Linked DNA regions of Homo sapiens: region 1 is linked to region 2. Evidence: read pairs that join two places in POLR2A ChIA-PET (ENCODE). Cell type or tissue: HepG2. All regions are shown on one strand. Each heading gives the region's core, and the rest is flanking DNA. Links, peaks and the distances in the headings are about the cores only.

Region 1 (4,387 bases), core at 282-4,281, 290 kb before region 2:
TAAATTTTGTGTTTTATTATTCCCTTGCTTTTTTTTTTTTTTTTTTTTTTTTTTGAGACGGAGTCTCACTCTGTCGCACAGGCTGGAGTGCAGTGGCTGATCTCAGCTCACTTTAAGTTCCGCCTCTCCGGTTCACACCATTCTCTTGCCTCAGCCTCCCGAGTAGCTGGGACTAGAGGTGCCCGCCACCACACCCAGCTAATTTTTTGTATTTTTGGTAGAGATGGGGTTTCACCATGTTAGCCAGAATGGTCTCGATCTCCTGACCTCGTGATCCACCTGCTTCAGCCTCCCAAAGTGCTGGGATTACAAGTGTGAGCCACCGCACCTGGTCTATTCCCTTGCTTTTTAAAATGATTTTTTTTTTTTTATTTTTAGAAGGAGTCTCATTTTTTTTTGCCCAGGCTGGAGTGCACTGATGCGATCTCGACTCACTGCAACCTCTGCCTCCTGGATTCAAGCGATCCTCCTGCCTCAGCCTCCTGAGTAGCTGGGATTACAGGCACCCACTACCACGCCCAGCCAATTTTTTTTGTATTTTTAGTAGAGGCAGGGTTTTACCATGTTGGCCAGGCTGGTCTCAAACTCCTGACCTCGTGATCCACCTGCCTCGGCCTCCCAAAGTGATGAGATTACAGGCATGAGCCACCTCGCCCAGCCTATTTTATATTATTTTATTTTATTTTTGATACAGAGTCTCTCTCTGTCACCCAGGCTGGAGTGTAGGGGCACAGTCTTGGCTCACTGCAACCTTTGCCTCCCGGGTTCAAGCGATTCTCCTGCCTCAGCCTCCGGATTAGCTGGGATTACAGCCGCATGCCACCACGCCCGGCTAAGCTTTTGTATTTTTAGTAGAGATGGGGTCTCACCGTATTAGCTATGATGGTCTTGATCTCCTGACCTCTTGATCCTCCCGCCTCAGCCTCCCAAAGTGCTGAGATTATAGGTGTGAGCCACCGTGCCCAGCCGTATTTTATTTTTAAATATATATAAAAAAATTATAAGTACAGAACACTTCACAGATTTGCATGACGTCCTCGCGCGGGGCCCATGCTGATCTTCTCTGTATCATTCCAATTTTTTTTTAGTATATGTGCTGGCAAGTCATGCTAGGTTGGCATTCCTCAGGGTGTCCAAATGAGAGGAGTAAAGGGGAGGTGATTAAGCAAGAAGGCCCAGGGGAGCTGGGGAAGCTGGGAGCAGAGTTCCCCTGGGCAGAGGTCATGAAGGGGCACCCAAGTGACAGCCGAGGGAGAACAACTTCTGGAAAGTCTGTCTCAGCAGGCATCAGAGGAAAGCATCTCTATTTGGCATCAAAGAGCTCAGCATGGCCTCCCTCAGGGCCCCAGCGCCTTTATCTTTGGGATGGATGTGATAATAGTCTCAGGGGGAGGTCGGCAGTCTGGGAATTACTGTTTCAAGCTAGAATGGACACCTAGAAGGCACTAATATCCCTAAATAGTATCTGCAGGAAGTTATCCAGCCAGTTTTCTTTTCACGTGTCTCTGTTCCCTCCCTCTTTTTCACAAAATTCTTAAGGTTGTTGCCGAGGTTCTTTTTTTTTTTTTTTGAGATGGAGTTTCACTCTTGTTGCCCAGGCTGGAGTGCAGTGGCGCCATCTCGGTTCACCGCAGCCTCCACCCACCAGGTTCAAGCGATTCTCCTGCCTCACCCTCCCTCGTAGCTGGGATTACAGGCATGTGCCACCACGCCCAGCTAATTTTGTATTTTTAGTAGAGACAGGGTTTCTCCATGTTGGTCAGGCTGGTCTTGAACTCCTGACCTCAGGCGATCCGCCCTCCTTGGCCTTCCAAAGTGCTGGGATTACAGGCATGAGCCATCGCGCCCGGCCGCTGAGTTTCTTAAGGTTGTCACAGCATCACTTGGAGGCAGGAGTGCCGGCCCCTGGGAAGGCCCTTGTCTTGAGAGGAGGAGAGGTCAGGTAACAATTGCTGAGTTCCAGATGGAAAATGAGGAGCCACGTTCTTCAGAAGGTAGTGATCTGGCGTGATTCAGGCGTGGGGAGCAGGGTTTCACCACGCCTTCAGGCACACCACAAGATAATGAGAAAATTCTCCCTGCATCTATCGCAGACCAATAAAGTTGCTGGGCCGGGCACAGTGGCTCATGCCTGTAATCCCAGCACTTTGGGAGGGCGAGGCAGGCAGATCACCTGAGGTCAGTAGTTTGAGACCAGCCTGGCCAACATGGCAAAACCCCATCTCTACAAAAATACAAAAATTAGCTGGGCGTGGTGGCACATGTGTGTAATCTCAGCTGCTCGGGAGGCTGAGGCAGGAAAATTGCTTGAGTCCAGGAGGCAGAGGTTGCAGTGAGCTGAGATTGTGCCACACTGCACTCCAGCCTGGGCGACACAGTGAGACTCTGTGTCAAAATAAATAAATAAAAAAAATAATGTTGCTGAGGCCTCGTTACTTGCCAGACACCAGGATGCTTGTATATGTAACTCATTTAATCTTGTAAGCACGTCCATGAGCACACTCCATCTGATCGTCTCCACTTTCCAAGGGGCAGGGAGGCAGCAGCTGCTGGCTGAGGTGCCAGAGGACCAACTAACGCAGCCTGGTCCCCAGTCCTCGCCCCCAACCTCAGCATTGTGCTCCTCCAAGATGAAGATTGTTCATTCCCCTAGTCCTCGGATTCCAGTAAAATGCTACAACACCACCGTTAGTCCAAGGAACCTTGTCTTGATTTGCTTATCTATACCACAACTACCTAGAATTTAGCTGTAGCAGCTTCAGGATTTGCGAAACATCACTCAGGAAGCTTTTGTGTCTGCCGGATTCTGTGTTCTCTCTAGAACAGGTTTGCAGTCAGGAGAGGCAGCTTGCAGTCAGAAATGCCAGTTACACTGTGTCAGCATTGGAGTTCCAATGATAAAATGTCCCCAACCCCATACTCAGGTTGATGTTTTCTGGCATTTCCTAAGCAGAGGGGTAGAAACTTTCTGATTTTCGGCTGGGCCCGGTGGCTCAAGCCTGTAATCCCACACTTTGGGAGGCCGAGGAGGGCAGATCACTTGAGGTTGGGAGTTCGAGACCAGCCTGGCCAACATGGTGAAACGCTGTCTCTACTGAAAATACAAAAATTAGCTGGGTGTGATGGTGGGTGTCTGTAATCCCAGCTACTCGGGAGGCTGAGGCAGGAGAATTGCTTGAACCCAAGAGGTGGAGGGTGCAGTGAGCTGAGATAGCGCCACTGCACTCCAGCCTGGGTGACGAGAGAAACTCTGTTTCAAAAACAAGAGACTTTCTGATTTCACACAAACACGTTACAGTTCCCATGAAGTGAAGTCCTTGGAAGTAAAGTCCCCACACCTCCTGCACTGGAATTCTCTGACTAAATGGGGTTTTTGTTTGCTTGTCTTGTTTCCTGGTGGTCAGGGAAATGCTGAGAAGAGAATGGATTTCAGCACAGCATTTCTCAGAGCCTCTTAGGTAATTCTTGGGGCTAGGAGAGAAATGAAGATTTCTCTTACGCATTTTGAACAGAAAAGCAAGTGGGTAGATTTCTAACTGGCTGAATGAGTCTCCTTAAGGTACTGATATCAAAAGCAAAGGTAGGAGACTGGATGAAACTGACAGGCTGAGCATGGAGGCTCACACCTATAATTCCAGCACTTTGGGAGGCTGAGGCGGGCAGATCACCTGAGATCGGGAGTTCGAGAGCAGCCTTACCACCAACATGGTGAAACCCCATCTCTACGAAAAATATAAAAATTAGCCGGGCGCGGTGGCAGGTGCCTGTAATTCCAGCTACTCAGGAGGCTGAGGCAGGACCACTTGAACCCAGGTGGTGGAGTTTGTAGTGAGCTGAGATCATGCCAGTGCACTCCAGCCTGGGTGACAGAGCGAGACTCTGTCTCAAAACAAACAAACAAAAAAAGGTGGGGCCTTTGGTAGGTGATTGAGCCCTGCCTTCATGAATGGGATTAAGGTTCTCATAAAAGAGGTTGGAGGGAGCTGCCTTTCTCTTCTGCCATGTGAGGGCACAGCATCTATGGAGCAGGGGCAGAAAGCAGGCCTTTACTTGATACCAAATCTGTGGACGCCTTGATCTTGTGTTTCCCAGCCTCCAGACCTGTGAGAAATAAATGTCTACTATTTGTAAATTGCCCAGTCTAAGGAGCTGTGTTTTGGCAGCCGAAGTCATAGTCACAGGCTGCGGATAAACATGAAGTTTTGTGGGAGGACATTATTCAACCTACTAGAGCCTCTGACTCTGCAGGGTCTCTCCACATGGCTTCTCATCATTCAGTAGTCTGTCTAGCCCAGGGATTGACAAGCTATGGCCTAGGGTCCAAATTCTGTTTTTATAAATAAAGTTTTGTGGGAACACAGACACACTCATTTCCTTTCTTTTTTGA
Region 2 (4,387 bases), core at 235-4,234:
TCACAGACCAGGGCCCTCCTCACTCAGATGCTGGCTCTATGCCCCCCAGGCCTTCTGGGGCCAGCCTCTCTGCCTTGAGGCCCCACCCTTCTAGCTTCACAAGTAACTCTTACTCATCCTTCAGGCCTCGGTTAAGCGCCCTACAACCCCCCTCACTCAGCTATGGGCTCCCAGTGCCCACCCCAAGCATCACACGTCTCCCTGCATCATGGTGGCCAACTCGCTTGTACCTCCCTCTCACCAGACTGAGTGTCAGCTTCCTGTTCCTACTCCCAGCACCTAGCCCAGCAGACAGGACATAGTGAGTGCCAGTAAAGGTCTGTTGAGAAAGCACAGGAGGAGGAGTGGGCAAAAAAAGACGGGCAGCGCTGCCAGCCAGCCTGCGCTGTCAGCGGACCGCACGTTCCAATCCTTCAAGAGCTTAATGATCAGGCTGAGCCTCAGGTGTTTAGTCTGTCGTCAGCCCAGAAAACACAGGTGAGGCAGCAGATGGGAAAGTGCTTTAAAAACTGTAACTGGGGCCGAGCGCTGTGGCTCATGACTGTAATCCCAGCACTTTGGGAGGCCGAGGCAGGTGGATCACAAGGTCAAGAGATCGAGACCATTCTGGCTAACATGGTGAAACCCCATCTCCACTAAAAATACAAAAAATTAGCCAGGTGTGGTGGCAGACACCTGCAGTCCCAGCTACTCAGGAGGTTGAGGCAGGAGAATCGCTTGAACCTGGGAAGTGGAGGTTGCAGTGAGCCGATATCATGCCATTGCACTCCAGCCCAGGTGACAGTGTGAGACTCTGTCTCAAAAAAATTATAAAAAAACAAAACTGTAACTGCAGGGAGTCACACTTCCATTTCAGACCATCTTTGAGTACACCTAATTTTTTTTTAAAACTGAGACTTGCTCTGTCACCCAGGCTGGAGTGCAGTAGCACGATCTCAGCTCACAGCAATCTCCACTCCTGGGTTCAAGTGATTCTCCTGCCTCAGCCTCCCGAGTAGCTGGGATTACAGGCACCCGCCACCACGCGTGGCTAATTTTTTGTATTTTTAGTAGAGACAGGATTTCACCATGTTGGTCAGGCTGGTCTCGAACTCCTGACCTCAGGTGATCCACCCACCTCGGCCTCCCAAAGTGCTGAGATTACAGGCGTGAGCTACCGTGCCCGGCCAAGTACACCTAATTCATAAGTTGACAATGATTTGGACTTTTCACAAGGTTATTTGGCAAGTTGGCTGCTTGCAACTAGGAATGCCACGCCCCAAAGTCACAATACCATAAGTGTGGCAGGTTTGTAGGCTCAGCCAGGACAGTCCATTGTACTGTGGGACCTCAGATATCCAGCAACATGGGGCATCATCCCCTCGTGGGTCAGGGTGCCTCACTTCACTTATTCCCCCTTGGCACCTAGCATGATGGGGAGCCAGGGCCAATACCTGGATAACCAGTGAATGAATGAAAGGATGAGAAGTAATCCAAAAACAGCAGCAATAGCAATATCAACAGCGGCCCCACTACGCGTCAGGCACTGTTCTTCATTCTTTTACTGCGTCACTCATTGCAGTGGACTGAAAAACACCCTGGAGAGATAGCCACATCAAATCCCTGCAACCAGAGCATGTGGGTCTTTGCGGAGCTGATTAAGATTATGAGATGAGACCATCTTGGATGATCTGGGTGAGCCCGAAGACAGGTGTCCTTAGAAACAGAGGCAGAAGGAAATTTAAGACAGTCAGAAGAGGAGAAGACACAGACACACAGAGAAGGCCACTGAAAGAGGCAGAGACTGGAGTGATGCAGCCACCAGCCCAGGAATGCTGGGACAGTCACCAAAGCTAAAGAGAGACAAGGGAGGCTTCTTCCCTAGAGCCTCCAGTGGGAGTATGGCCCTGCTGGATTTCAGATTTCTGGCCTCCAGAACTGTGAGAGAATAATTTAAGCCATCCAGCAGCCACAGGAAATTATTATACTCCTGGAGTCACGAATAAGCTCATTCACAACTGCAATGGGGTTGTTACAGAGAGACAGGGTAGGAAAGCAGCCTCTGGGCTGGGCACGGTGGCTTATGCCTGTAATCACAGCACTTTGGTGGCTCATGCCTGTAATCACAGCACGTTGAGAGGCTGAGGTGAGTGGATCGCTTGAGCCCAGGAGTTCAAGACCAGCCTGGGCAACATGGCGAAACCCATCTCTACAAAAAAAAAAAAAAATTAGCCAGGCATGGTGGCACATGCCTATAGTCCCAGCTACTTGGGAGGCTAAAGTGGGAGGACGGCTTGAGTCTGGGAAGTCAAGGCTACAGTAAGCCATGATCACCCCACTGCACTCCAGCCTGAGCAACAAAGCAAGACACTGTCTTAAAAAAAAGAAAGTCTCTGAGCAGCTCAAACTCCTGCGCTCAAGTTCCTGTCCCTCCTCAGAACATACTGTTACCCTCAACATGGTGTTTTGTTAATATCTCATATTCTGTTAATCAATACTCTCCTTGGATAAACACTCACTCCACTCCCAACTTCACAGCTGAAATTCAATATCAAGTAAATAGCACAACTAAAGCTAAGCTAAAGGAAAGTGATGAATCAAAGCAATGCTTTGTTTCCAAATGACCTCTGGCCCCTCATTCTGACATTGGGGTGAGGCCCAGCTTGCCCTTGAACTCCACTGTATGAACTCATTTTTTATTTTTTTTTCACAGAGTCTCACTCTGTCGCCCAGGCTGGAGTGCAGTGGCATGATCTTGGCTCACTGCAATCTCCGCCTCCCAGGTTCAAGCAATTCTGCCCCAGCCTTCCGAGTAGCTGGGATTACAGGTGCACGCCACCACGCCTGGCTAATTTTTGTATTTTTAGTAGAGATGGGGTTTCACCATGTTGGCCAGGCTGGTCTCGAACTCGTGACCTCAGATGATCCACCTGCCTCAGCCTCCCAAAAGTGCTGGGATTACAGGCACGACCCACCATATCCAGCCTGAAGAAGCCTCCCTTGTCTCTTTTTACCTTTGGTGGCTGTCCCAGCATTCCTGGGCTGGCTGCATCACTCCAGTCTCTGCCTCTGTCTTTCAGTGGCCTTCTCTGTGTGTCTGTGTTTTCTCCTCTTCTGACTGTCTTAAATTTCCTTCTGCCTCTGTTTCTAAGGACACCTGTCTTAGGGCTCACCCAGATCATCCAAGATGGTCTTATTTCAAAATCTTAACCTAAATAGGAATGAGGGTTCCTGACCCCACAGTAATTTAGAAGCAGCAACTTGGAAGGGAGGGAAAGGTTTGCTGAAATCAGATTCACCGGCAAGAACAAGGAAAGACAAGTGAGAGAAAGAGAACAAGAGAAGAAATGGAAATTCTATAAACCACATTCGTGACACTTAAAAAAGCCCTGCCACCTGAGGCCAGGTAAAATTGTGTTTATTCTGTTTTAAGAAGAGGGAAGCATGAATTATATTCTGGAAAGACTTCCAACCAAAAACGAAACAATTGAAAAGTGCCGGTACAGGGAGGAATTTTTTTTTTTTTTTTTTTTTTGAGGCAGGGTCCCGCTCTGTCACCCAGGAGGGAGTGCAGTGGCACAGTCATGGCTCACTGCAGCCTCAACCTCCAGGGCTCAAATAATCCTCCTGCTTCATCTTTTTTGATTTTTTTGTAGAGACAGTGTTTCGCCGTGTTGCCCAGGCTGGTCTCGAACTCCTGGGCTCAAGCAATCCTCCCTCCTCAGCCTCCCAAAGTGCTGGGATTACAGGCATGAGGCACCGCACCCAGCCAGGATGAATCTTTAGCTGTCTAAAACACTTGCTGGGTGCGGTGGCTCACGCCTGTAATCCCAACATTTTGGGAGACTAAGGCAGGTGGGTCACTTGAGGTCACGAGTTCAAGACCAGCCTGGCCAACATGGTCAAACCTCGTTTCTACTAAAAATACAAAAATTAGCCAGGCGTGGTGGCATGCACCTGTAATCCCAGCCACTTGCAAGGCTGAGGCAGGAGAATCGCTTGAACCTGGGAAGCGGAGGTTGCAGTGAGCTGAGATCATGCCATTGCACTCCAGCCTGGGAGTCGCAATGAGACTCTGTCTCAAAATAAAATAAAATAAAATAAAAATAAAACACTCAAGGTTTCCCAGGAACCTGTCTGCCTGGTGTTGAGGCTCCTGTTCAGAGGTATCTTGTGCCCCAAAGACAAACCACCTCAAGGGGTGACATCCCGCTCCCTCCCATTTTCCTAGTGAAGTGAGGAGGCAGGGTGCAGTGGCCACTGCTTCTGGCCCCCTACCTGCCCTGAGGCATGACTGAGCCCCATGGGGTTGCCCCACACCTGCCCTCAGAACCTCTGCACTCCTACCTGCTGTTCCCTTTGCCTGCTTGTGCCTGCAGTGGACTCCAGGATGGTCCCCACGCCCAAA

What was found. Peaks named below come from ENCODE experiments on the same cell type or tissue, not always from the same donor. Only the 100,000 strongest peaks of a DNase experiment are listed, where the experiment ranks them.
Region 1: POLR2A ChIA-PET joins it to region 2 with 6 read pairs; 4 of 35 experiments call an interaction of 5 or more read pairs at or near these places.

Annotation. Positions count from the first base shown.
Region 1 is chr1:8,882,427-8,886,813 of GRCh38, forward strand. It overlaps the pseudogene RNU6-304P. Among named protein-coding and RNA genes, the nearest start is that of ENO1-AS1, 5.8 kb to the left of the region's middle. RefSeq lists an enhancer at 1,058-1,777. In HepG2, for the core only: no CTCF peak of the experiment used is centred there; no DNase peak of the experiment used is centred there.
Region 2 is chr1:9,169,732-9,174,118 of GRCh38, forward strand. All of the region lies in intron 1 of MIR34AHG (MIR34A host gene), which reads right to left. Among named protein-coding and RNA genes, the nearest start is that of LNCTAM34A, 10 kb to the right of the region's middle. RefSeq lists enhancers at 1-302, 303-802. In HepG2, for the core only: no CTCF peak of the experiment used is centred there; a DNase peak (open chromatin) is centred at 2,580.